Regions from separate parts of the Mus musculus genome. Here all the other regions are linked to region 1. Evidence: chromatin loops called from intact Hi-C (ENCODE). Cell type or tissue: left cerebral cortex. All regions are shown on one strand.

Region 1 (8,000 bases):
CAGTACTGGGCTCTGTATGCGTGCTCCGCACTGTCTTCCACTGACCATGCAGTGGTGTACTCTTGCCCTCCCAGCACAACGGTGAGGGATATGTTATATCATGATGCCAACAGCATAAGTAGTTGATGTGACATTTTCTTAGCAGTGATGAGCATGACACCCAGGGCTTTGCACATGATAAGCAGGCATCTACCGCTGAATTATTCTTCCATCCTTGGTATTAAATATTGTCTGTCTGTCTGAGGAATACTGATGTTTTAAAATTAAGTCACTTACTTTACACCCCATCACAGCTCCCCTTCTCCTGCCCCTCCGTCCTATTATGCATTCTTATGATTCTTATGGGAGCACATATTGCCTATAATTGACCAAAGGATTATGTAACACATGAGGATTTTTTTTTGACAAGTTTGAATCTCACTGGTCATACTTTTTCATCGCTGGAGGTCACTGTGAGCCCCTCAGTGCCTCTTCCTTTTCAAGGTACCCTGTTCTTTTTTTTTTTTTAGGATGCAGCGGTTTTGGAGAAGGACAAGACCTTTTGATGACGACTTTTTCTTTTCCCCTTATGGTTCTTTGGTTCTGTTTTCCTTTATTCTTGATCACTTCCCAGCAGATACTCTTCAAATAAAAACCTGTTTGGGGTTTTTTTTTTTCTATCTCTGTTTATGAAGGAGTTCAGAAAGCTAAAAGGTATTTTTTTTTTCTGTTAAACCATAGGGAGGTCCAGGTTGAAGCAGGAGGGCCTCTTGCCATGCATATCACTGCTCCAGCTCTGGTATCTGGAATGATGAGACCTAGGGAGTTTGCCAAGGAATTCTGTTGACAGCTGCCATAATCAGTACTGGAGTCCAAGCTTGTCTGCAGCCAGTTCCTGCTTCCCAGCCACTTGTATCCCGAGTTAGCTGAGTCCCGCTTTCAGTTTGCTGAAGTCCCTTACAGACTAACGGCCGGTCTCCTGTTGTCTTGCAGACCTGGAATGAATACCCATCAGGGGCCACTGAAACCTGTGGCGGAGGAGCTGGTGTGCGCTACAATGAGAGCTCCGGTGGGGCCCAGCTGGCACACAAGCTGGAGTCCTGCATTTTTCCAGTATGGGATGCATCTCTACACTCAGTACAGACTGAGGCTGGCAGTCACACTAGAGGAGAGGCCTGGAATTGCCCCAGCATGCCCTACGGCACTCAGAAGCTGCCCACTCTGGTCCCTGGAGGGGCTTCTAAGCCCTCTGCCTGTTGGTTTCTTTCTGGGGTTTCATGGTTACCAGGATATGATGATCTCAGAGGTGGGAGCCCAGGAAGGCCCTTGGATGGCTTTGGAATGGGGTGGCTTCAGCAAAGGCCCTGAGTAGCTGACAGTGGTGGTCGTGGTGTCTTTGTTCTATATTCTGAGTCTCCAGACTTGGTAAGGGCCCAGTAGATACTCAGGATGCTGTCCTGTTAGTACCACACAAAGGCTGCAGGCTAGGATCCTCAGGTCACAGCTCCAAGTGCTCAGCGTGGGCTACAGTTACTGAGCAGCCGTGGAAGGACTGAGGGCACTTCAGGTGCTCATATGTTCTGAGACCTTAGGTGCCTACCTTAACCCGAAACCCAATGTTCTCTGATCACCTTACCTTTGTTGGGCTGTGCCCTATCTGGAAGGCTGGTTTCTTTCAGACAGCCCCGAAGACGCCTCCCCCTTTTCCACGGTCCTTGTATGCTCTTGATCTCCAGAGAGTCCTGAGAGGTGAGGGAGTCTAGTAGGAGAGAAGAGCCCCAGGTCTGCCGTGTAGCTGGTTCCGCATGAGCATGAGCTGTGCTAGCATGTTAAATACCCTACAGATTGGTGTGTTGGGTTGGGTGAGGGTCTGTGTGGAGCCCCGAGGCTGCACTGGGTGGGAGTGCTAGGATGATGCAGACTCGAAGACACACAGAGAGTGTGGGACACTAGAGTGTGCTGTGAGGAGCTAGAGTGGCCCTAGCCCCTGTTGCTAGGCAGCGCATTTCCCTGGACACCAGTTGCCATGGCAGCCGCTTCCTGCCCATGTTGCCATGACACCCAGATGGCCTTGAGGAGCCTGAAGTGGTGGTAAGGGGCTAGCTATCCAGACACACTCACACCACCCTTCCCCCCAGCCCGGCTGGTGCCTAGGGGATGCTGAGGAGAGGAGAGAGGACAGGCTATGTTATCCAGAGCCGCTTGCCTACAGCTGGCCTGAGATGAAGTCAGGGGCTAAATGGGCAGATTCTACTCTCCTTACTATGGCCTTGACACTCAATGACCCATGCTCATTACAGGGCCTGAGTAGAACTCAGAGTCATAGAGCCAGCCACACCCATGAGAGATTCTCATTTCTGTATTTTTAACCTGGGCTTCTGGCCCTTACCCACCTAGTCTGTTCTCCACTTGCAGCCCCAAAGCACCCTGCGTAGGACTAGAGGATCCTACAGAACCTGGATGAATGTGTCTGGGGTTTCACAGGCATTCCTGGAGTGGCCTTGGGATTATTACCCTGTCATCCAGGACTCTGCCCAGTCCTTTCATCTCCTACCCAGGACCTAGGGTATGGCCTAGGCATGAACTCTCCTTTGCTCTGTTAGAGAGGCAAGATGACACTTGGCTCTGAGTCACAGCCTGTGACCTTCCAGGTGGCAGAGGGGCAGATGAGGGATGAAGTGGTCTGTGTGATGAAGTCACCCCAGGGCCAGAAGGTAGGGGCTGCTAGGCCTCTCTGTTCCTGGCAAAGTAGACATGAGTTTCTGAGAGCTGTGTGACCTTCTCGGCCTTCTCCAGTCTGCAGGGAGTGGGGAGTGCAGAGCAAGCAGGGTCCTGAGACCATGGTGTGGGCAAAAGAAGGTCTCAGAGCTAGGCATGCTACTTCATGCTTGTGTGTATCAGGATTTTGTAAGGCTAGAGCAGGAGGATTGCCATGAGTTTGAGGCCAACCTAGGATGCACAGTAAAATCCTGTCTCCATGTCTTATCCCCACAAAGAGGGCACTAGGTGGGCTGGGTCCTTGAGGTCTTCTAGGAATTCCCAGCTCCAGAGGTTGAAGCTCTTGGAGGAAAGGCACACCCATGGGGCGCTCAGTACTGGACATGGACTTTCTGCTCCTAGAATGTATGTGGTGACAGGCTGTTTGCTCCTCTCTTCTGTGGTCACTCTCTGGAAGCCACTGCTCATATTTTTTTTAAAAAATGATTTATCTATTTTATGTGAGTACACTGTAGCTGTCTTTAGACACACCAGAAGAGGGCACTGGATCCCATTGGAGATGGTTGTGAGCCACTGTGTGGTTGCTGGGATTTGAAGTCATGGCCTCTGGAAGAGCGGTCAGTGCTCTTGGCCACTCGTATTTTTAACTTTAACAGTCAGAAAGACAGTAAGAGTGCTAAAGACAACCCTTGTGAAAGACACAGTCCCAGTAGACAGCCATCATTTCAGGATGTCGGGGGCTCTGAGGCCTTGTACTGGGAGGTGGCCTGCTGACCGCCATGCTGTGCTCCACTAGGCTGCTGAGCGTAAGCACCCCTGCCCAAGCTGAGGACCCTCTCCTTTCTTAGGAGTCAGATCTCGTCTCTTGTTACTTCCAGATGGACAGTGGTGTCCAGAAAGTCAGCATGAATGGGCTGCCTGGCGGTCAGTACCAGTTCACCTTACTGGGGCTAGAACCTGGGTTCTTATCTTTCCTGTTGTATTCTATCTGACCCCACTCTTGATAGATACTGGCCTACCTGTCAGCGCAGGCAACAGTGCCAGGCTATAAACTCCAAAGGCCTATTTCTGTATCCTGATGACATAAAGACCCTCAGGTTAAAGTGGGACTGTGAACAAATGAGAGAGATCACTTTAAGCTGCCAAAAGCTGGCTCCTGGCTTCGATGCTGATGGCAGGCAGAGCAGGAGTAGACTGCAGTTCCCAGACTTGCCACCAGATGGTGCCTCAACCCTGCACCAGGCACAGATACTTGGGTGGGAGCCAGCACCCAGGGTCGACAGGCTAGGAAGAAATTGAAGAGTCTGCCAGGCAGAAACTTGTGCCACGGACAGATCAGACACAAAGCATCCACCCCCACTTGGATCTGTGGTTTCCATGACGGGTAGCCATGTGGTCACAGCTCTCACTGGTTTGAGGGCGCTCCTTTTTTTATTGCTTAGCACAGTGAGATCCTGTCTCTGTGTCTTATCCCCGCAAAGAGGGCACTAGGTGGGCTGGGTCCTTGAGGTCTTCTGGGAATTCTCAACTCCAGAGGTCAAAGCTCTGGGAGGAAAGCTTAGTTTGAAGCAAATTATCCTAGACTTTCCCAGCACTGTACAGCGGTATTCCATCTGTCCTATGGGCAGCTCTGGATTGACCCACGTCTGTCACAGGCACTCACCAGTAGGATAGGGAGTCCCAGAGCTATGTGATCAGGGCAGGCAGGATGGTCCCAGCCAGCATGTGTGACTGCTGTAATACCAGGTCTTCGACACATTGGAGAAGGAGAAGGTCTAGTGTAGAGCCCCGAGCCTAGCCTGACATTTTCCTGCATTTTATCAGAACTTTCAGCCTTGGCCCTCTCAGCCCAGGTGACTAGGGCTTGGTTGATGTCTTCAGGCTCTGGGCAAGGTTCAACCCCAATCCATAGGGCAGGGCCAACAGTCTGGGCTGTGCCCTTCTGGGATGGAGTGGGAGTGTAAGATAAGCCCGTCTTCATACCCAAGTAGAATGTCCCTCTCATCCACAGACTCTAGTCTATCTGTGTGCTATGATGTGGTGCTGCCATGGATCCTCATCCCAGTGTAGTGTCAGTGACAGGAAGTGGACAGGATGCACGCTGTCATAAGACTCCTTCAGAGCCTCCAGGTGAGTCTTTGGATGACAGAGCTTTGTCAAGATGAGGAAGTCCTGAGTAAAGAGAGGGCGATGGGGAGCTGGGGGGGGGGGTGGCGTGTCGGACATTTGCTGGCGTGGTACACCCGGCTCCTCAGAATGCTGCCCATATGGTAACTCCCTATTGCACTTCCCATCTCTTCCACCAGACGGTGCTGTCTGAAGGCCTCCCTGCCCACTATAAAGGAGGAAGAACAGCCTTGCTAGAGCTCCATGCTCCTGGTGACTCCAACCTTTGAGGATCTGTGTAGATGTCAAGATGGGAGACTGCTCTGAAAGCCACCCTTCCTCCCATCTAGATAGCAAATCACCTGTCCATGCTATGGCCCTGACCTCCTCTCTTGCCTCTGGGGCAGGGGGGACTTCTCTCTATGCGCCCCTGTTTAAAGCTGGTTCTGTTGAGCACAGCTGGCAAGTGAATAGAAGTTATCCCTGAGTCTGGAGCCTACAGCCTCTCTTCCCTCAGCCAGTGTGAGTTTACCTGCCAACACAGTGCCCACCACTGCTGCAAGCTCTCTCAACAATCCTACAGACTCCTTCCATCGCTAAGCACTCACTTCCTCACTCCTACCCAGTTCACCTGGCCACTCCTGAGTGGGAGCACCCTCAGCAGCCTCTCAGGCAGTGGGAGCACCCTCAGCAGCCTCTCAGGCAGTGGGAGCACCCTCAGCAGCCTCTCAGGCAGTGGGAGCACCCTCAGCAGCCTCTCAGGCAGTGGGAGCACCCTCAGCAGCCTCTCGAGCTGTGGCAGCACCCCCAGCAGTCTCTCAGCTGCCTGACTTGGAGATATCTGGGCCAGGTGGGCCTGGCTGCCTTTAACCAAAGGGAGGGTATAAGAGTAAATTCTGGTCTTGTTATGCTGTGTGTGACCCTGTTCCACCTTCTCGGTCCCTGTTTTCTGGTCCCATTCATCAGCACTCAACCACATCTTGCTCAACTGCCCTCCTTAACATACTGCCTTCCTGCCTGCGGCTCCCACCTCTGCCTGGATCCCCAGCCTCACTTCTTTCACATCCCTGGCCCATACTCCCTAGAAAGCTTTTGGGCCAGAGGCCTTGTGTTTTGGAGGGAGCATGGGATACAATGGTCTTCCTGCTGCCCCCCACAACCTCACCCAACCAGGCAGCTGAGGAGCTAGCGACCCCACAACCCACCAACCCTATGGCTGGCTGGTGGCTGCCTCACCACACAGGCTAGCCAGGAGAAGCCACCAGGCCTCCCAGCTGCATCTTCTCACTGAAGCCTGTATCAGAGATAAAGGGCACTATCAGTCCCCCGTTCGTGTGCCAGAAGCTGCTTGCAATATGAGAGAGATGTTTAATTTATCTCAGGAACTAGGCACGAGTTATAAAAATGGTAATTTCTTGAAGATTCAATTACCTGTTTTCATTGTTACCCTGGTAATCAAGGAAACGATTTTTAATGATAGGCTGGAAGATGGTACCAATCTTGGAGGGAGGATGGTGCAGGCTGGTGATTAGGGACCAGAAGGACAATATCTATAGACCAGTGGAGCCAAAGTACCCCAATGTACTCCCCACCTGCCAGTGACCCCACCTCTGGAGAACTTCAGTCATCTATCTTCTGGGGCCTCTGCAGGAGCAACCAGGGCTTCTCAGGGAGGGGCTGAGACCTGATCTCTGCACCCCCAAGTGATGTCTCAGATCTAAATAACATCTCCAGGATTAACATTGCTTGCAGCCAACAGTACCAGGTGATTGGAAAAGGGGTTTTATGGCCTCTTGGGTAAAATTGAACTTGCATCCGACCTGTGTTTCCAAGATGGGATTTTCCTCCCTGGCAAATGAAGCACGCTCACACTAATTACAACAGCCACTCCAGGCCACTCATCATACTCAGTGGGCAGGCACTCATTGAGGCGGGGCCTGTGCCACCCAGGCGTCAGGGCTGGGTCATCGACGGGAGCCCAAATCTCTTGATGACCTTGCTGCTGGCTCTAGAGGAAGGGACAATGTAGTCAGGAGAGGAGAGAGGAATGCACAGGGAGAGATGGAATGAGGGTAGGCTGACAGAGTACACCAGGGAGGACACATCTGAGGTTCCAGGCTGCTGGGGCTGCTGGGTCTCACTGGGAACGCAGGGCTCCTCAGTTGGACTCAGGGCAGAACCCTGGATATGCTCCAGCAGGACCTGGAATCTTAGTTGAGGGTGGACTTGGCACAGCTTCTCTTGGGTCCTCCTACCTGGTCTCCAGGCTGCTCTGGCTCCGGCTCCCTCAACCCAGTGACAGGTTGGGTTCTGCAGGAGCAGGCCCTGTCTCCCTCCTACTTTCAGGGGCTGTTGGCTTTGTTGTCATGCTATCAGAGGGCATGGAGTCATGAAGACACCTCCAGGGAAGCAGGGAGAGGCACGTAGGCTTAGATCCAGGTCTGGGGAAGGAAGACATGCCTATCCTTTTACATAGAGACCCAGGGACACAGCCGCTACCACTGATCCTCCCTCCCTCACCATCCACTTCACAGGCTCAGAGAGTACCGGGGTTTATCTAGGGTCACAGTGCCAATGAGCAAGAGTGGGTTGCTATGGGCATCATTGTGGGTGTGTGCCACGCCACTGCTAGGCAAATGGATTTTGTCTTGTCTTGGTTTTTTTGAGACAGGATTTCTCAGTGACATCCTGGCTGTCCTGGAACTTGCTCTGTAGACCAGGCTGGCGTCCAACTCAGAGATCTGGGATTAATGGTGTCTACCACCACTGGCTCCCTGCGAAGTTTGACTACCAGCTTCCAGAGAGGATGGCTCCCAGTGTCCTGAAAGGGAACCTTCCCGGGGTAATTACCTTCTGTTTGCTTGCAGTAAGTACTATCCTATCTCTTTCCTTTCCAATAATTGCACTTATTTATTTTTTTAACCAAGATTAAATGTTCTTTTTAAGCTCAAGCTACACTAACTGCCCTGTCACAATCTGTAGGATCCCTGCAGGAGCAGCCTGTCAGATGGAAAAAAGCCGGCTGAGCCATGCTGGAAGGCAGAGGATGTGTGCGTCTGGGATATTGAGTTGTTGGTGAATCCATCTTTACCATGATGGTTGTGTGGCCACAAACACACCCTGCCCCACCATGCAACCTCCATCCCTTCCGCCACTGCCATGACCTCCACTGTTACCACCATCACCACAATCTCTGC
Region 2 (8,000 bases), 84 kb after region 1:
CAAAGTGTTTAAAATACAGTGACAAAAGAAGAAATCGCAGTACCAAACACCGGGTGTGATGGGACCTAGCCAGGCCCACGCACTCTGGGGACAGGCAGGGAGATGGGAGGCCTGTCCCCTACATTCACTGCTAGGCTCCCACTACTGGCTGTGTGGTCAGTCACCTGTCCCTTAATACATTTAACCCTGGAATCACTGAGGTAAGGATTCACCCCCTTCATCGTCTGTTCAGAGGAGGTCTGCAGGCCATAAAGGAGCGGGTGAGCGACAGAGGCTAGTGAGCAAATACAGGATCTGGGGTTTAGCCACGTGGCTGGCACAGGTGACCTTGACTGGGTGTAGCCAGGCCACAGGGCAGGCACATAGAATGGTGCAGAGGGTGCCAGGCCCTGAAGAGACACAAAAACAGCCACCCCGGCTCTTAGGGATGTGAGGGTCCAGGGTCTGGGTGGCTGCTGAGAGTCAGGCAGCCCTGCCTGGGGTTGGAAGTCAAAACTCACAGAATGGGGGGCAGGACAGCATCAACTTCACTAACCAGGCACAACCCAGTGCCAGGAGCATTGTAACTCTATGACAGCGTTAGGTTCTTCTCACATACTCCTTCCATTGCATGTGTGTGTGCACGTGTACACACACACACTCACACTCACATACACACACAGAGAGAAAGTGGGAGGGAGGGAGGGAGTGAGTGAGAGAGAGAGAGAGAGAGAGAGAGAGACTGAGAGACCCCTTTCTTGAATGCACAGCTTGAGATTTCTGGGAGACTTTCTGGGCCCCAGGCCCAGGATTGCAGAAGGGCTCTCTCTGCCTCCACTTCCAGATGGACCCTTTCTCTCCAAAGGAAGGCATGGTGCCAGTAGCTTGGCAAGTAAAGGGTGCTAAAGCCAGGCCTGGTTGGCAAGCAAGAGGGAGGCATGATACTAAAGACCCTGCCCTTCACAGACAACTTACCACTTGCAACAAACAGCAGCAACAAACCTGGGCTTCTTCACAGCCAAGGAGTCAGCCCTTAGCCCTCCAAGGTAACAGGCTATTGAGCACTTCCCCCTTTGAGGGGTTCTCTTTCTCTTGATTGCTGCCCTAATAAAAGATGTCTCCCACTAGTGACTCTTACTCTGTAACCACAGGTCAGTCTTGCCTTAAGGAAACAGGAGCAGAGGGGCTAACAGGGCCCTGTTGGTCCAGGGCAGAGCCACAGACTCAGCTCTCGTCCCTCTCCAGGTTCACCACCTCTTTAAGTTCCCCAATATATCCTCCAAGAGGAAGGAGGAAGGGGGGAGCAGGGAGGAGGAAGGAGGGGCCTCTATTGGCAGGAGTCCCAGGAAAACCCCTACAGAAGAGGAGTTGAGAAAGCACATGTGAGGGATTTTAAAGCAGAAATGCTGGGGGCCAAACCTTGGAAGCAAAGTTCCGTGGCTTAGACGGGTAATTCCAACGCTGGGGAGGCTGAGCAGGATTCCAAGTTTAAGGCCAGCCTAGGCTATGTGGTTACACCTGCCCGAAAACAAAACAATCAAAACCACTTGGGAGCCAGGCATGGCTAATCCCAGACCTCAGGCAGGTCTCTGAGATCAAGGACATCTGTGCCAGGGCCTCAGTGAGACCCTGTCTCAATCCAGGAAATGCCCCATGCCCAGGAGTACCTGACCAACACAAAATGGATCTTTTTGTTCCGTTCATTTTTTTTTTCTTTTAGTTTGTCTGTTTTGATTTTTTGGGTTTTTTTTTGTTTTGTTTTTTTTTTTTTTTTTTTTTTGGTTTTGCTATTTTTCTTGGCTTTTGTCTTATTTTGTTTGAGAGAGAACATGGAGTTGGTTGTTAGGGAGGAGGATCCGGGAGGAGTTGAGGAGGGGAAAGAATATGATCAGAACATATTGTATGAAAAATTAAAACAAACAGAGCCACCTCCTTGGGAAAATTGGACTGACCCCAGTGGGCATCAGCTTAGAAATGCCGCCAACAACCCAGACTGCTGGCCTAACCACAGATGAGGAAAGCTGAGACGGGGAGACTCTAAGAAAACACAGCCTCAGGCTCTGTGGGCTCCCCTTTGCCAGGTGGGATCTGGTGCAGACCACACCTGGCTGCTGAGGTCTTGCCTTAGACGTGCATCTTCCTCCCCTGACTGCAGTAGGACAAGAGACAATGCAGCGTCAGAGATGGGAAGACAGGCCTGGGGCTTAGTGAAGGGAGTGGCCAGGTGTGACCCCATACAACACCTGAGCTAGGTGAGCAGCACAGAGCTGCTAACCAGAAGGTCACCCCCGGGGAATAGCTAATGTGCTAAAGGCAGGGCCTCTCGGGGGACCATGCTGGGTTGGATGCCCTAGTTGGTGGAACTGCAGAGGCAGCCAAGTGTGTCCAGGGTCAGACCCTTTATCACAGTGGTGACCTCAAGCTGGGAAATAGATTTTCCCTGCCCAGGTAGATTCCAGCCCACCATAGACCACCATTGCCCCAACTCTGGCTGGTGGGAGAGCAGCTGGTAGACTCTGCATCTCACAGCCTGGGCTGGAGACACTGAACAAAACCCCTAAATACATTCTGAAGGCTTTTGATCCAGATTTGGGTATAGGCATAGCCCACCTATGTACACAAGGGCACCCACACTCTGAGACAAACGGAAACATGAAGATATGTTTAAAGGCACCCATGGTCATGCACACAATCATGTATGTGCAGATATATACCACATTACACACACGTACTTGCACACACAGACTCAAGCACTGTGAAGGAGACTCCAGGACTTGTCCCTCTGTCTGGGTCCAGCTGCCCGGAGCATCCCTAATCAAAATCCAAGTGTGTCTCCATGGGAGTGGGTCTTGTTAAGGGGCCCCACCATGTGCTAAGCATGAAGATCGCAGCAGGCAGGCTGCATAAATGCATGTATGGTCATAGGTGTGTAGGCAGGAGTGAGGACAGAGCTATGCACCCGAGTACAGGGATGTGCTTATAGCATTTATGTGCATGTGCACACTAGGGCAGATTTGGTATGCATGTGCACTGGAGGTGTGCAAGGCTGTATGTAGCCCATGTAGACACGTGCAAAGAAACGTGTGTGCAGCCTGCGGCACCATGGACATCAGCAGGGTAGATAGGGTGGGCACCTGGGGAAGGCAATGTGTTCACCCCAGATTCTCCAGGTAAGGCATGTCCAACCTGCATGAAGCCCATCCTCCCTTGCCCCTACTGTGGGGGCTTTGCAACCGGATGGGAGGAGGGAATCCCACAGGGCTGCCAAGGAGGGGGTGTTTCGAGCACCAACGCCCCTCAATGGAGCCGCTCACTCTCAGGAGCTCTCCCGATCTCCGAGGAGGAGACATTGCCTTGCGTGTGTGTGTGTGTGTGTGTGTGTGTGTGTGTGTGTTCTCCTCTCTACCTGCTCCAGAGATAGCTCTGGGATCGCCCTGTCCCCCACGCCCTCTGCTGCTGCTGACACCCGTATTCATCCCTACTCCGTTTGACCCCAAAGAAACAGCTTCTGAGCAGGGTTCGCTGGGCAGACCCCATCTCGGTCCGGTGCCCACGTTTCTGCAAACCCGCTCATTAACCCATTCGCCGCCTTTGCGCTCTCAGGTGGGACCCCGCCCTTCCAGCCCTCAGTCTCCACCCGGCCCTGGTCCAACATCTGGAACCTCGTACCCTCCATCCCTGGCCCCGCCGTCGCTGTCAACTTTCCCGCAAAGCCGCAACTTTTGCGGCTGCCGCGGGCTCCGCCCTCCCAGGGCCCAGTTGCTAGCGGCCAGCGCGCGGCGTGGCACTGCGGTGGCCCTCGGGAGCGACCGGCGACCCGGCTCCATCTCTGGCAGCGTGAGCCATGCCCTGCGTCCCCCCCGCCCCGCCCCGCTGCAGCCTGTCTCCGGAGCGGCGCTGACACTCACCTCCGGAGGACGCCCTCTTCATCTTCGGGGTCGAGCGGGGCGCGTCGGGCACTGGAAGCGGCTTCGGGGCGGGCGCCCGTCTGCGCGCGGCCGGGTCCGCATCCAGGCGCCGCTGCTCCGGCCCGGTCCCGGCCCGGCCGCGGGACGAGGCTCCGGCGCTCCGCTCTACCGGGCCGGGCTGGGCTCGCGGGCTGCGGGCGCACAGGGTGAGGGCGGCGGCGCGGACTGGCGGGGCGCTCGCAGCGCGGGCCAGGAGAGGATGAATGTTTTATGGGATCATGTGGTTTGACGCGCGGAATCCGCCCGGTCTCCCCGCCGGTCCGGGCGGGGCGGGGCCGGGGCGGGGCCTGGCGCCGGGCGGGGCGCTCACCTGGGCGCGCCGCGCTGGGGCGGACCGGTGGGTACGGGGTGTAGGGCAAGCGGGCGGGCGACGGGAGGGGAGGCGAGGGTGTCCGGAGCGCGGTGCAAGTGGCAGGACGCGCTCAGCCACCCGGTGCACGGGCCACGCGCGGTCCCAGACAAAGGCGGCGCATTCCTGAAGAGGCGGCGGCCCCTGCAGGCGGCCGCGGGCACCGCGTCCCGGAACCGGCCGTGGGCGCGGGCTCGAGGGCGTGGCGGCACAGGCTGAGTCCCGAAGGGAGTCCTGGGCATCGGACAGATGCAGCAGGCCTTTGCATGGCCCGCCTCCGCTTGCCCCTTAAAGCCCTTTGCTCGAAACTGTCCTAGGCGACTGGGTAAGAAAACTGAGAGGCAAGGTGTAATAGCGCAGTAGTGCTCTCTCCAGCTTTGTAGTTCCCTGTCCCAGGAAGGACACTCAGGCTTTGTCTGCACCTGCCTCTGCACAAGCTCCTATCATTTCCCCTTTGCAATGGAGATTACAAAGTCCGAAGAATCCTCTGGACCCACCCTCCACCAAGCCAGATCAATATAAGGCCAATGTTCCTAATGGCAACCCCCCCCCCCAACATGTCCCATCTCCCATTCCTGCTTGGGTGCTCTATCTGGAGTTCTTAGGTGCATTCTGGGGTGGGGTGGTGGTAGAGGTGCTTCGGCTGGCTGCCAGGTCGTTGTCTGTATCTGTCCTGCACATTATCTAGCCAGAGAGCTGGATAGGGCCCATGGTCCGCCTGTCTCAGTAGAGAAAGAGAACACCCAGTATGGCATAAGCTTCAGGGGTGGAGAGCGCTGAAGAGCCTGCAATGGAATGGCTTTCTGGCCATATATGGAAGCTACACTGCTCGGTCCTGCCCTGGCTGTGTCCCCAACCACACCTCTGTGTGCTTTGTCCCAGTTGTCCTTGTTCATTTGACTTGGATTTTTCAGGTCACTGAAATGTGTGAGATGAGGTTAAGGCAGGGCAGGCACTCACGGCCACTTCTTCATTGGATACTGGTCACCAAGTGCCACCAGATTGACCCCTATGTGACTCAGTAAGTTCTCATTTCCACTCCCCACCACATGGGAGGCTGGCCACCCAGTGACAGATGAATAACCCAAAGCCAACTTCAAAGAGCCAGCAGAAGGCCATGGCCTATAGCCTAGACCAACACCTTTCTCCCAGTGTCCTCGAATCCAGCAGTGCCCACACCAGTGGCTGGTGTGGCTCCAACCACCTCATGTCGTGGGACATGGCTGAAAATCTGAAGACCAGGCTAGAGTCCTGGGCTACCATCTTTGCTCAGTGGCTTAGAGAGGGCACTTCCCCCATCGACTATTTTTAACGATGGCCAGGCTGCCCGTTAGAGAGGTAATGACTATGACCCCTTCTCCCATTGCTGGGGCATAGTTTAGGTGTGGGAAGGAAAGGAGAGCCATTGCTACCATGGAGGTTCCTGGTGCCACAATTCTCTCCAGCTCAAAGATACTGGATACTCTGGAAAGAGAGCTCCTGGATACCCTGGTGTTTTCCCGCGGCTTACATGAACTGGGTATTTCTGGAAGGCAGGCTGGGGCTGAAAGAGACTTAGACTGCGAGAAAAGATAATGAAGCCAAGACAAATGTTCTGATCAAGGCCTTCGAGTTTATTAAGAGAGTGTGCTTATAAGGGGGAAGGCCCATTCCCACCCCCAGCCCATTCTTGGTGCCTGGAGCCAGCCCGTAGGCAATCTACAGTTTGTGTCTTCAGAACGTGGCTAGGAAGAGCAAATAGAGCCATCAAGGTCAGAAGGCTCTATCCTAGGTAATCTCCTTCTTAGTGGCAGCAAGGTCAAAGTCTGGATCTGCCTGCTTCAAGGCTGAGGGAAACTACACTTGGATACACTACACCCCTACCAGCTCACAAGGTACGGCAGGGCTGAGATCTGTAGTGTGAGCTGGGCATCTATTGTCTTAGGCAGTTTTGCTGTGGTCTGCAAACCCACCCTGTCGTTTGTATACCCATTCCCATCTGCACTTTGGTGCTCCTCTCTAGAAGTTGAACCTGCAGGACACTTGGATGCAGCCTAAGGTACAGGCCAGCTCTGGCGGGGACCAGATAGGGAGCAAAGAGAGCTGCATGCTGGCCATTCTGCCCCCAGGAGGACATGGCTCTCTTCTGAGGCAGGAGATGTGGGAGGTCTGGAAGGCATATTTATCAGGGTGTGGGCAGGTATCGGGCAATTTGAGGACCAAAGCCCTTCCCCAGTGAGCATCATCACCACCCAGGGCCCAAGGATGAGGGAGGGAGGGCAGCTGACAGAGAATGAGTGGAAGACTTACTAGGGCCTGAAGTGAGCCTGAGACACACAGCCTTAGCTGGTCCCTGGGTGGGGGTGGGGTGGGGTGGGAAGGATCAGAGACCCAGATGAGGAAGCCAGGCCACTCACTGTCCTTTTCAGGAAGTCTATAAGGATTGGTTTGCGGGAAGCCCCAGCAGAAGTGCTGAGATGGTGGCCCACTTGGACTGGCAGATACGAATTCTCCCAGCCTTGTGTACATATGGCCCTGGGAATCAAAAGAGGGTGTGGAGTCTGCAGACCGTTCTCCCTAGTCTTGAATACATCAGTCATTCCTACTGGGCTGGGCTTGTAGGACCAGACTGAAGGCCTGTCTGAATTGCTCCCCACCCCCACGGGCCACTTGCCCAGGCACTGCCTCCTGCAGTGAGGCCTGACAACACTGCAGTGCCCCAGAACTGCATCGACTTCCTCCACTGGCCCCAGATTCAGCTCGGTGATCTGTATGTGGCATGAGAGTGCCCTATCTTTCTGTGTGACTTCAGCCCAGCTTTTTGTGATTGTGGATAGATGCTTTGGGGTGTGGTCAGATCATTGTCCCTTCTGTGTCTGCCTCTTCTGTCTCCTGAGAGAACTATGTGGGATCCTAGCAGGGAATACAGGGATGACCAAACCTCCAGGTCCAATCAGAATCCAGTGTAAGGCCAGCCAGGGCTGACAGGGATGTGGTGCAGCCTTGGAAAGTGGTCACTGTTGCAAGGCCTTGAGGAACTTATGGGCACCAGCCCTACTGGGGCATCTTTGTAGGATACCCCCACACCCTCCCTCAGGCTGTTGGTGCTCTAGGGAGGGAGGAAGAGATTAGGGGACTTGGTTTTTTGCTGTACAGGCTCTGGGCCACTCTGGGACAGTGTGAGGAGGAACTAGGAAAGGAAGAAGAAGGTCAGGCTGTACTCTGCACCTGCTGCCTAAGCATGCCAAGGCCACCAACCTGAGTGGGTGGCTGGGGATGAGATCTCAGTGCCAGAGAGCTGGGGGGCCATCTGCTCTCACCACAGAAGGTGGCATCGTGCCCGAGGCCCTAGAGGACTCTGCACAGGGCCTGCTAAATGCATGGTGCTGTTGTTGGTCCTGCGATGGCAACACTACTGCCTATTTTTTCCAGACAGGAAAACAGGGCTGGAGGGTTTAGACAGACGAACACTGGCAGCCCCTCTTGTGCCACTCACACCTCTGCTCCTACAAAAGCTGCTTGCCACCTCCACCTTGGGTTCCGGACCTTCTGCCTCATCAGCTCTGAACCTCTGAGGAACCCCACCCTGAGTCTCCTGTCCAACTTTGGTGCATATTAAGCCATAATTAAACAGCTTCCTCATCTCTTATTCATCAAAGACTCACACAGAAGCAACCAGGGCTGGTGCAGGGAAGGGACCTAGCACTCCCCAGAATCCCACTGGG
Region 3 (8,000 bases), 160 kb after region 1:
GAGGAGCTGCAAGTAGGCAGGGATTTCATAGCTGGGCAATAGAGTAGTGTAATGATATAGCTGCCCAGTCTAGGCGTAGTAGTTTATAAATGTGTTAACTGAGTTGTGTGTTCTTTGCACAGGCATATTGTGGTTGGAGATTTACTGATATAAATCTGACCGGTATAAATATAAGTCTCTAGTGTTCTCCTTTCATGGGGCTAGAGGGAGCTCAGTGAGACCAGAGTGGTTGTTGGTGTTCTGTAGAGCAGCCATGGGAGGGCTAGATGGCTGCTTGGAGCTAGCTGTGGGGGGTGGGCAAGACTGCCGATGCCAGCACCTAGCCAGAACAAGCATGGGTTCTTTTAAAATTACATGATATATATATATATATATGGAAATCATAGGCAAGACACAAAGGCTTCTCCCTCAGGGTTTCAGTTTTAGATGCTCAGCAGTTGAGTGGCCAAGCAGTTTTGATAGCCTTTAGGCAGGGATGCATTGTGCAGGAATTTATGGCTGGTCTTAGTGACCAGAGACCAATTTTCCCAGGAGTGGTTTTATCAACGGAAGTATTCTTAAGAATACTTTAATGAGATGGTATAACAATAGTTCAGTAGCCCTAGGTTCCCCAGTGGTTCTAGGAGAATGAGTTGAATCATAGATTCATAATCTGGGGAATTTAATTCTAGGGTTCCCAGCATCCACAGTGTTGTTTGGTCTGTTTGTTGTTTGTTTGACTGGGGAAATACAAAGGATATAAAGGGGTAGGCAGTCACATCTGCAAATGGACATTAGGACCATAAAACAAGGAGATGGAGAAAATAAACACCTGCTTTACCAGGTAGACGTTGGTAACCATGGAAACAAGTCATTCAGTCAGATTCTAATTCTTTCTTTTCTTTCCTTTTTTGTGTTTTCAAGACAGGGTTTTCTCTGTGTAGCTCTGGCTGACCTGGAACTTGCTTCTGTAGACCAGGCTGGCTGAGAAGTCACAGAGATCTGCTGCCTCTGCCTCCAGAGTGCTGGGATTAAAGGTGTGTGCTGCCATGCCTGGCAGTAACTCTCTGATTTTCAACAGGAAGTTGTGACACTGGAGGGACTTGAAAACCAGCATGTACTTTGGAATGCTAACAGGCACACCACAGACAGCCATGTGTCCTTTCTGCCACCGATTAGGGAAATGGCTCCTGTGGTAGAGGGAAGCCATCTTCACAGGTTGCTGAGGAATGCTGGCTTTTGTCTAACTGACAGAATTTGGGGAAATGGAGTTTTCTTTGGACCTGACATTCTAGCCTTCCGTTAATGATAAGGGTAATGTAATCTCTTCTGTAGCTGCTTCTTAGTTGAAATTAGGATGTTGTTTTCTGGGGGTGGGGTGGGGGTGAAATCAGGAAGGCTGGAATTTTGGTGACATGCTGGGGACAACTGGCTCACTGAACACCTTGGGCTAGTCTGAAATATTGCCCAAAGCAGGGGTTCCAGCCTGTAGGGAGTTCTGTCATAAGTATCTGGTTTACATCAGCTTTCGGTAAGTCCAGGGCTCACTGCTTTCACAGCGCTGCTGTGCTGCCGGCCACGGTTGATCGAAAATCTGCTGAGACAAATATAGAATAGAGGCGGAAGGTAAAGCGCAGGAGTTCAAGGGGAAATCTTACACTTGAATCCTCCATGCTGGTGGTCTTGGTGTTTGGAGCAGTGAGAAGAGTCCCAGGACCAGGGGAAGGAGAGAGCCCATCCTTAGGAAGCCAGCAACTCTGCCTAGAGCCCACTGGCCTCATGTGTATCCCAAGCTTGACTGCCCCAATGTGGAGGTGGCGCTAGGGAGTGTCAGTGATGAGCCCACCGCCGGGGAGAGGCAGTACTACGTGGGAAGCTTCAGCTCTTGACTGACAGGAGTCCTTACCTGGAGGCTGACCTGTGAGCGTGGGTCCAAGTTGCTTACGTGAATTCTTACAAAGTTGTGAAAAGATAAAGAAATACTAACTTGAGAATATTTTCACACTGAAACCTGTTTTGTCAATTTAAAGCTGTCTATGTCTGTAGAGGCCCGATTTCTGTGTATGAAATGGACTGACAGGCAGCTGCAGCCTTTGGCGGAGGATCTGGACACTCCTTGTAAACTGATAAAGCTACAGCTAGACATCAGTCATCGTCAGAGATCTGAGAAGGATAAATGGGATAAAAAAGGATAAACTATAATGCAATGGCCTCCCTACCAATGAAACTTACCCGCTACCTGAATGGTTATCCTAGGATCCTCCATGACGGTGCTGAGAGTATCACTAGGTTCAGAAGTCAGGGCCTACCTCGGTGAGACAAAAGGGGGGCAGTCAGTTCTCCAGTGTGCAGCTTGTCCACAGTTTGAGCAGAGTCCGAGCAGTGGGTGAGGTGTGGGGCAGTTCTCTGCCCAGTGGTTAGTATTATCACTATCCGGGTGGGTTGTCTGGGCCCTGTTCTATTCTTTGGAGAATACCTTAGGACTAACTCTAGAAGCTAGCAGTTCTGTCTATCTCGGGAAGCTTTTGCATTATTCAACAGGTCTCTGAGGATGTTGAGGGCCATCATGTAAGATTAGGTATATCTGGTTTTAAACAAAACTTGTTTGTTTTTAGTTAGTTGCTTCAGGCTTAACCTTGGTAGCATAAACAGAAAGCTAAAGAAGGCTTGTCCCTGTAAATGAACTACGTTTGTACTCAGCATGGCTACAAACAAAGTCCTGAGCACATTGAAGAATGTGATTGTGTGTAAGGTGGCTGACTACTAACTTGCTTGTCTTATTGTCCTTAACCGTTTACAAAGCTGTGGTGGTTTAAGTAGGAATGGTTCCCGTAGACGCTCGTGTTTGAATGCTTGGCCCATAGGGAGAGGCACTGTTAGGTGTGGCCTTGTTGGAGGAAGTGTGTGCCACTGCATGGGCAGGCTTTGACATCAGATGCTCTAGCTAGGTCTACTTTGATTCAGAACAAGATGTAGAGCTCTCAGCTCCTTCTTCAGAACCAAATGTGGTCCTCCACACCTCCTGCCACGATGATAATGGACAAAAACCTCTGAAACTCCAGCTCCAATCAAATGCGTTCCTTCCCTTATAGGAGTTGCTGTGGTTACCGTGTCTCTTAACAGCGATAAAACCCTAACCGAGACCGGCAAGTTGGCAGCTTCTTGTTTACAAGATTAGGATTCCACAGTTTTATCCCTGTTAAGTTTTAGCCTTAAAAAATTTAAGTTGAAGATTTAAATCAAGATCCTCTAGCACCAAAATAAACTCTTAAACCACAAGTACAGCCCACAGAGAGACTGAGAGCCTTGCTTTCCTGATTCTTGTAGGGCACGTGGACCATGCCACCAGAAGAATTGGCATGGAACGGTGAGGTAGACTATGTCCAAGCCCTGGGAATCTAAAAATTCAGATTAGAATCTCATTCTGGGACTGGTCGGAGTAGGGCTAACGCCCTCCCTATTTCTGTGCCTGCCTCAGAGCACATAACCTAGAGACCTCCAACCAGGTGGTCACAAGTAGCCAGTCACATAGAATTCTGGAATTCCCCTGGCAAATGAGGCATCTCAGAGGTCTTAGCCTTCAGCCACTGCTGACGATTTCCCTCCCTGAATATCCTCACACCCTTCCCCAAACTATATAACCCTTGGTTCACCCAGAATAAAGAAATATGGACAAGATAAAATGAGCTAAGACCATCTCAGAAACCTGCATCATTAAAGACGTTGGAGAAGGCCTTAGCCTGAATGACCTATAGCACTAAGGTTCTTGGAGGCCTTCTCTCCCCTCCCCATGCCCCTCTTCCCCTAGCAGTTGCTCCAAACCAGACCTGGATCCTGTTTGTCCTGGGATCCTGCATGTCCTGGGATCCACGTCTACCTTCTGGCCTGCCAGGCAGTGGAGGAAGAGGACTGCAGACCCCACCTGTTTCAGACTTTGCCCGGTCCTGTCCGCCCTGGGGGTGGCATGCAGACACCCCAGAAGAGGGCACGAAGAGGGCACGAGGAGCCATAGATCCTTTTACAGTGCACCATATAGAATATCCCACTTTCTTCTAAACTAAATTTAAGTATCTAAAGCTTAACAAAGTTAGCAAAGGCAAAGAGGCTATACATATATTTTCAAGTTAGTTTTTACCAGCCTGAATAGACCTTAGGACTCCTTAAACCGTATTTATCAAACATACCTTATCCTTATCTAAAATTTTAGAGGCCTGGCATTGAACTCCATCAGCAAAGACATAAGTAGTTAGACACACATTTTTAAAGTCATTTTCTGTTAGCCTGAGTAGACCTTTATAACCTTGGGAATTTATAAACCTTAAGTGTACCTTAATCAAACACATGCTGATCCAGACTTGTAATCTAAATATGCTTCACCCAGTGCATATACCCAGAAGTACTCACCCCCTCCCCTTGTTTCCTTGTTACCTACCAGTCACTCCTCTCCGCCTGTCCTCCTTCCTGTAGGTAGCTTCAGACATTCTACCTGGCTCCTGTGTGGTCCGGGAGCCTTGAGGGGCATGTCAAATCTAGCTGTCTAGCTGTGCCTTCTGTTGCCTGGGTCGTGCCTGGCAGGCCATGCTTCCGGGAGACGCCAGCGGCCTGAGACAGATAGCCTCTCCCACAGGCTCAGAAAGGCAATGATCTGTGCGAGGGGAACCAGGCCAGGCTTTCTCGTGTCTGCAGATTGGTTCAGATCCCTCAGGGAAGAGGCTTGCTGGCTGGTTGCGCGCCCCCTGGCGGACATTTCTAGCTACTTCCCCATCCCAGATTTCTATCTGGATTCTTTTACTGGAGCACAGGGACACACAGGAACTTTGTTTGGTTCCTGCTTCCAGATGGTGACATTCTGCAGGTGACTGAAGCCTTTTAGTTCCTCTGTCATGTGCCCGAAGAAATGGCCAGGTGTTTTAGAAAGCACACCTGGCACCATCCCCCAGAAAGAGCAAAACCTGAGTGTCGAGTGTTCTAGCCTCCGTACAGGGTCAGTACAGGGTGGCACTTCTGAGGCTCCATGTACCTGCTCCTTGTTATGGATATGCTCGCATCAGCATCTTTCCGCGGGGCAGTCTTCCTCTTCTGCAGTGGCCCCCATCTGAGCATGCTCAGGGGTCTCTGGATGACTGGGCATCTCAGGACAGCACTGAGATTTGCATGTGGCTTTAGAAAACTCCAAGGACTGAAAACTGCCCCTCATCATCTTTAGTCTGACATTTTTTGTATACGTTTTTGAGTTTTTATGACTGCTGTTAAGTAGAAATAGGGAGTGAGGTGAACACTATCGGTTATTATAAATCACAGTGGACATACACTATAGACCTATTCTTCATCCTGGTAAGTCTCAGCTTCTGTTCTCATGATTTATGTAGCACTGTTCCCTATTATTATCGGGTCCACCTTCTGGGACACTACCAAAGCAGTCACCAGAAAGCCCTTAAGGAGGATTGGTCAGCAGGTACCCACTTCCTGTTTAAGAAGCCCCGCCTCCTCCAAGTCCGTGTGGTCCATTGCCCTACTGTGAGACATGGGAAATTTTTCCAGAGATACTATTCCAAAGATAGCAACCTAGACTGTACCCCCTGACATGATGTCAGTGATTTGTGGAGGGAACCTAAGGCCTCGTGGCCCAGGTTGTACACTACAGGCTCGAGGCTGTTTTCTGAACATCTAAATCTTGCCTGTGTCCCCCAAGAGCTGCCCTCATAAACACGGCAGGATCAGATGCAATCTGTATTTTGGCCATAGAACCAGGAGGGAACTAGAAGTATCCTCAGGGAACCCAGGGAACCCCACCATGCTATGTCTACTCCCCGGAGACACAAGGATACCCTGTGCTTTGAGGAGTGGAGTTCCTTGCAGAAGGAAGAAGTGGAGAACCTGACAGACACCCTCTTCAGGCAGAGCTGTGCTTGCCAACCATGTGGGTGCATACTTGAGCTGGCGGGACCCTTTGCTAGCCTCCCATTGTCTCTGGACAGACCCCACCCCTGCCACTACCAGTGGTGTTTCACAAAGGGCGTAGGCTGAGGCAGGAAAGGAGATGTGCTACCATGGATCGCTGTTGTGACAGCTGCAGGCTGAGGTATTGTGGTGCCACCATTTTGACAGCTCCTTTTGGGGCATCTTACCAAGGCTGTAGGCTGGGGCAGGTAGGAGAGGCCGGCTACAGCTTCGGTAACTTTTGTGGCACCTGGCTTAGGGACTACAATGATCCTAACCCTTCCATACAACCACTTACCCTCAGCTGGATTTGCCTGTTGTGTGCATTGGTGTTCTGAGTGGTTGTTTTCTGGATGAAAGTGCTGAGGTGGTAGTCTAGGTTCATCTCACCACATGGCAGCCTCCCCTCTCCCGCAGAAAGCAGGGTAGGCAGGACTGGGGACCTGGAGTTCTGATTCTCAGCAGCCCTTCCAGCTGTGGCTCAGTGTCAAGAGACTGGCGAGGCAGTGTCCTGCTTTGGCAGTCTCCAGGGTAGACACACTGTTCTTCCTCACAGGAAGATATTAATGCAAGCCTGAAAGTGGTGGCAGTTGTGTTAGATAGCAAACCCTGTGGCTCCCTCCGTCTCTCTCTCCCTCCTGTCCAACTTCTCCCTCTTTAGGTTTCTCTGTCATGTTTCTCTCCTTTGAGCTATCTCTCTTACTGAAGGCCCAGCCATGTCATCCCTCCTGGTTGCTCCCCCGGCTCCAGGCCTCATCACCCCCATGGTTGTCAAGGTTCCCTCTCCTAAGAAAGCTTGGGAAGAGCCAGGCAGTGGTGCCGAATGCCTTTAATCCCAGCACTTGGGGCAGAGGCAGATGAATTTCTGAGTTCGAAGCCATCCTGTTCTACAGAGTGAGTTCCAGGACAGCCAGGGCTACACAGAGAAACCCTGTCTTGAAAAGCAAAAAACAAACAAACAAACAAACAAAACAAAACAAAAACCAAAAACCAAAAACCTCTACTCGCTGCCACCTCTCCTAACCTAACATTCCTGTCACTTCCATGAGGAAACTCCTTGGCTCGTATTAACAAGCTCCCAGCAGTCCAGAGATAAGAATGTTACTGAGTGGCACCAGAGGTAAGAATGTTACTGAGTGGCACCAGAGGTAAGAATGTTACTGAGTGGCACCAGAGGTAAGAATGTTACTGAGTGACACCAGAGGTAAGAATGTTACTGAGTGACACCAGAGGTAAGAATGTTACTGAGTGACTCCAGAGGTAAGAATGTTACTGAGTGGCGCCAGAGGTAAGAATGTTACTGAGTGGCACCAGAGGTAAGAATGTTACTGAGTGGCACCAGAGGTAAGAATGTTACTGAGTGGAGTCTGAAACCGAAACCCAGCAGAGACTTTCCTGCTTTACTTGAGCCTATCAACGTAGCATTTCCACTGATGGACTTGGACAATGCCTTTACTAGTTAGCGGTTTTTATTGCTATGACAAAACACAGTGACCGAATTATAAAAGAAAGCATCTCATTGGAGTTCCTGGGAGGAGGCCGTTCTCATTCAAATCCCCACACTGGCTCTCTTTTACACTGCAACAACTTCACAAAACCAGTGGCATATTTAGGGTGATCTGTACTCCTCGGACATGGTCACTCATATTTGCTTTCAGGAAAAAAAAAAACCAACAACAACAAAAAAATGATCCCTAACTCTCTTAGACGTGAAATCTGTGTTTTGTGTTGCTGACATGGACACAACCTTTATCCTCTCTCTGGCATAGTCTATACGGCCATGACCAGAGTATTTAAAGGCCTCCACTGCAAGCTATCCCAGCACACCTGGGATCCTCCTGCAACCATGCTGCTCCTGGCTTTGACCCAGTGTCTCATGGTGGAGACAGAAAGGGCTGGGGTCCTGGTGGCAGCCGGAGGGGGATGCTGTCTTGGGAAAGAGACTTCACATGTTTGACATGTCAGACCAACCCAAGGGACACACCATAAACCAGCAAACAGGTTTGTGATAGGCACATTTGACCAGCCCCGCTCAGGCATGCGTGCTTTTTGCCTTCTATTCAATTACTCACACCCATGTC

What was found. Peaks named below come from ENCODE experiments on the same cell type or tissue, not always from the same donor. Only the 100,000 strongest peaks of a DNase experiment are listed, where the experiment ranks them.
Region 2: a loop joins it to region 1, with 6 times the contacts of the local background. A loop is called at or near these places in 27 of 42 quality-filtered maps.
Region 3: it touches region 1 in a loop (9-fold over the local background); 19 of 42 quality-filtered maps call a loop at or near these places.

Annotation. Positions count from the first base shown.
Region 1 is chr16:18,207,907-18,215,906 of GRCm38, reverse strand. 4933432I09Rik (RIKEN cDNA 4933432I09 gene) reads left to right here and starts at 2,044. Exons shown (of 3, transcript NR_015575.1): 1 at 2,044-2,070; 2 at 4,709-4,827; 3 at 5,004-6,221. It also overlaps a transcript of Ccdc188 not described here. In left cerebral cortex, CTCF peaks have their summits at 3,911 (motif pointing right), 4,798 and 5,000; DNase peaks (open chromatin) are centred at 1,995, 3,928 and 5,012; H3K4me3 peaks cover 919 bases; H3K27ac peaks cover 2,791 bases.
Region 2 is chr16:18,123,790-18,131,789 of GRCm38, reverse strand. It overlaps Gm52241, which reads left to right and starts at 1,720. Exons shown (of 2, transcript XM_030249377.1): 1 at 1,720-3,149; 2 at 3,583-4,176. The coding sequence starts at 3,126. The coding sequence ends at 4,176. Rtn4r (reticulon 4 receptor) reads right to left here and starts at 4,148. Exons shown (of 2, transcript NM_022982.3): 1 at 3,888-4,148. The coding sequence starts at 3,909. In left cerebral cortex, a CTCF peak has its summit at 4,453 (motif pointing left); DNase peaks (open chromatin) are centred at 3,502, 3,875, 4,199, 4,387 and 6 more places; H3K4me3 peaks cover 4,809 bases; H3K27ac peaks cover 4,421 bases.
Region 3 is chr16:18,049,533-18,057,532 of GRCm38, reverse strand. It overlaps a transcript of Dgcr6 not described here. Among named protein-coding and RNA genes, the nearest start is that of Dgcr6, 13 kb to the left of the region's middle. In left cerebral cortex, a CTCF peak has its summit at 4,715 (motif pointing left); DNase peaks (open chromatin) are centred at 3,134 and 4,694; H3K4me3 peaks cover 373 bases.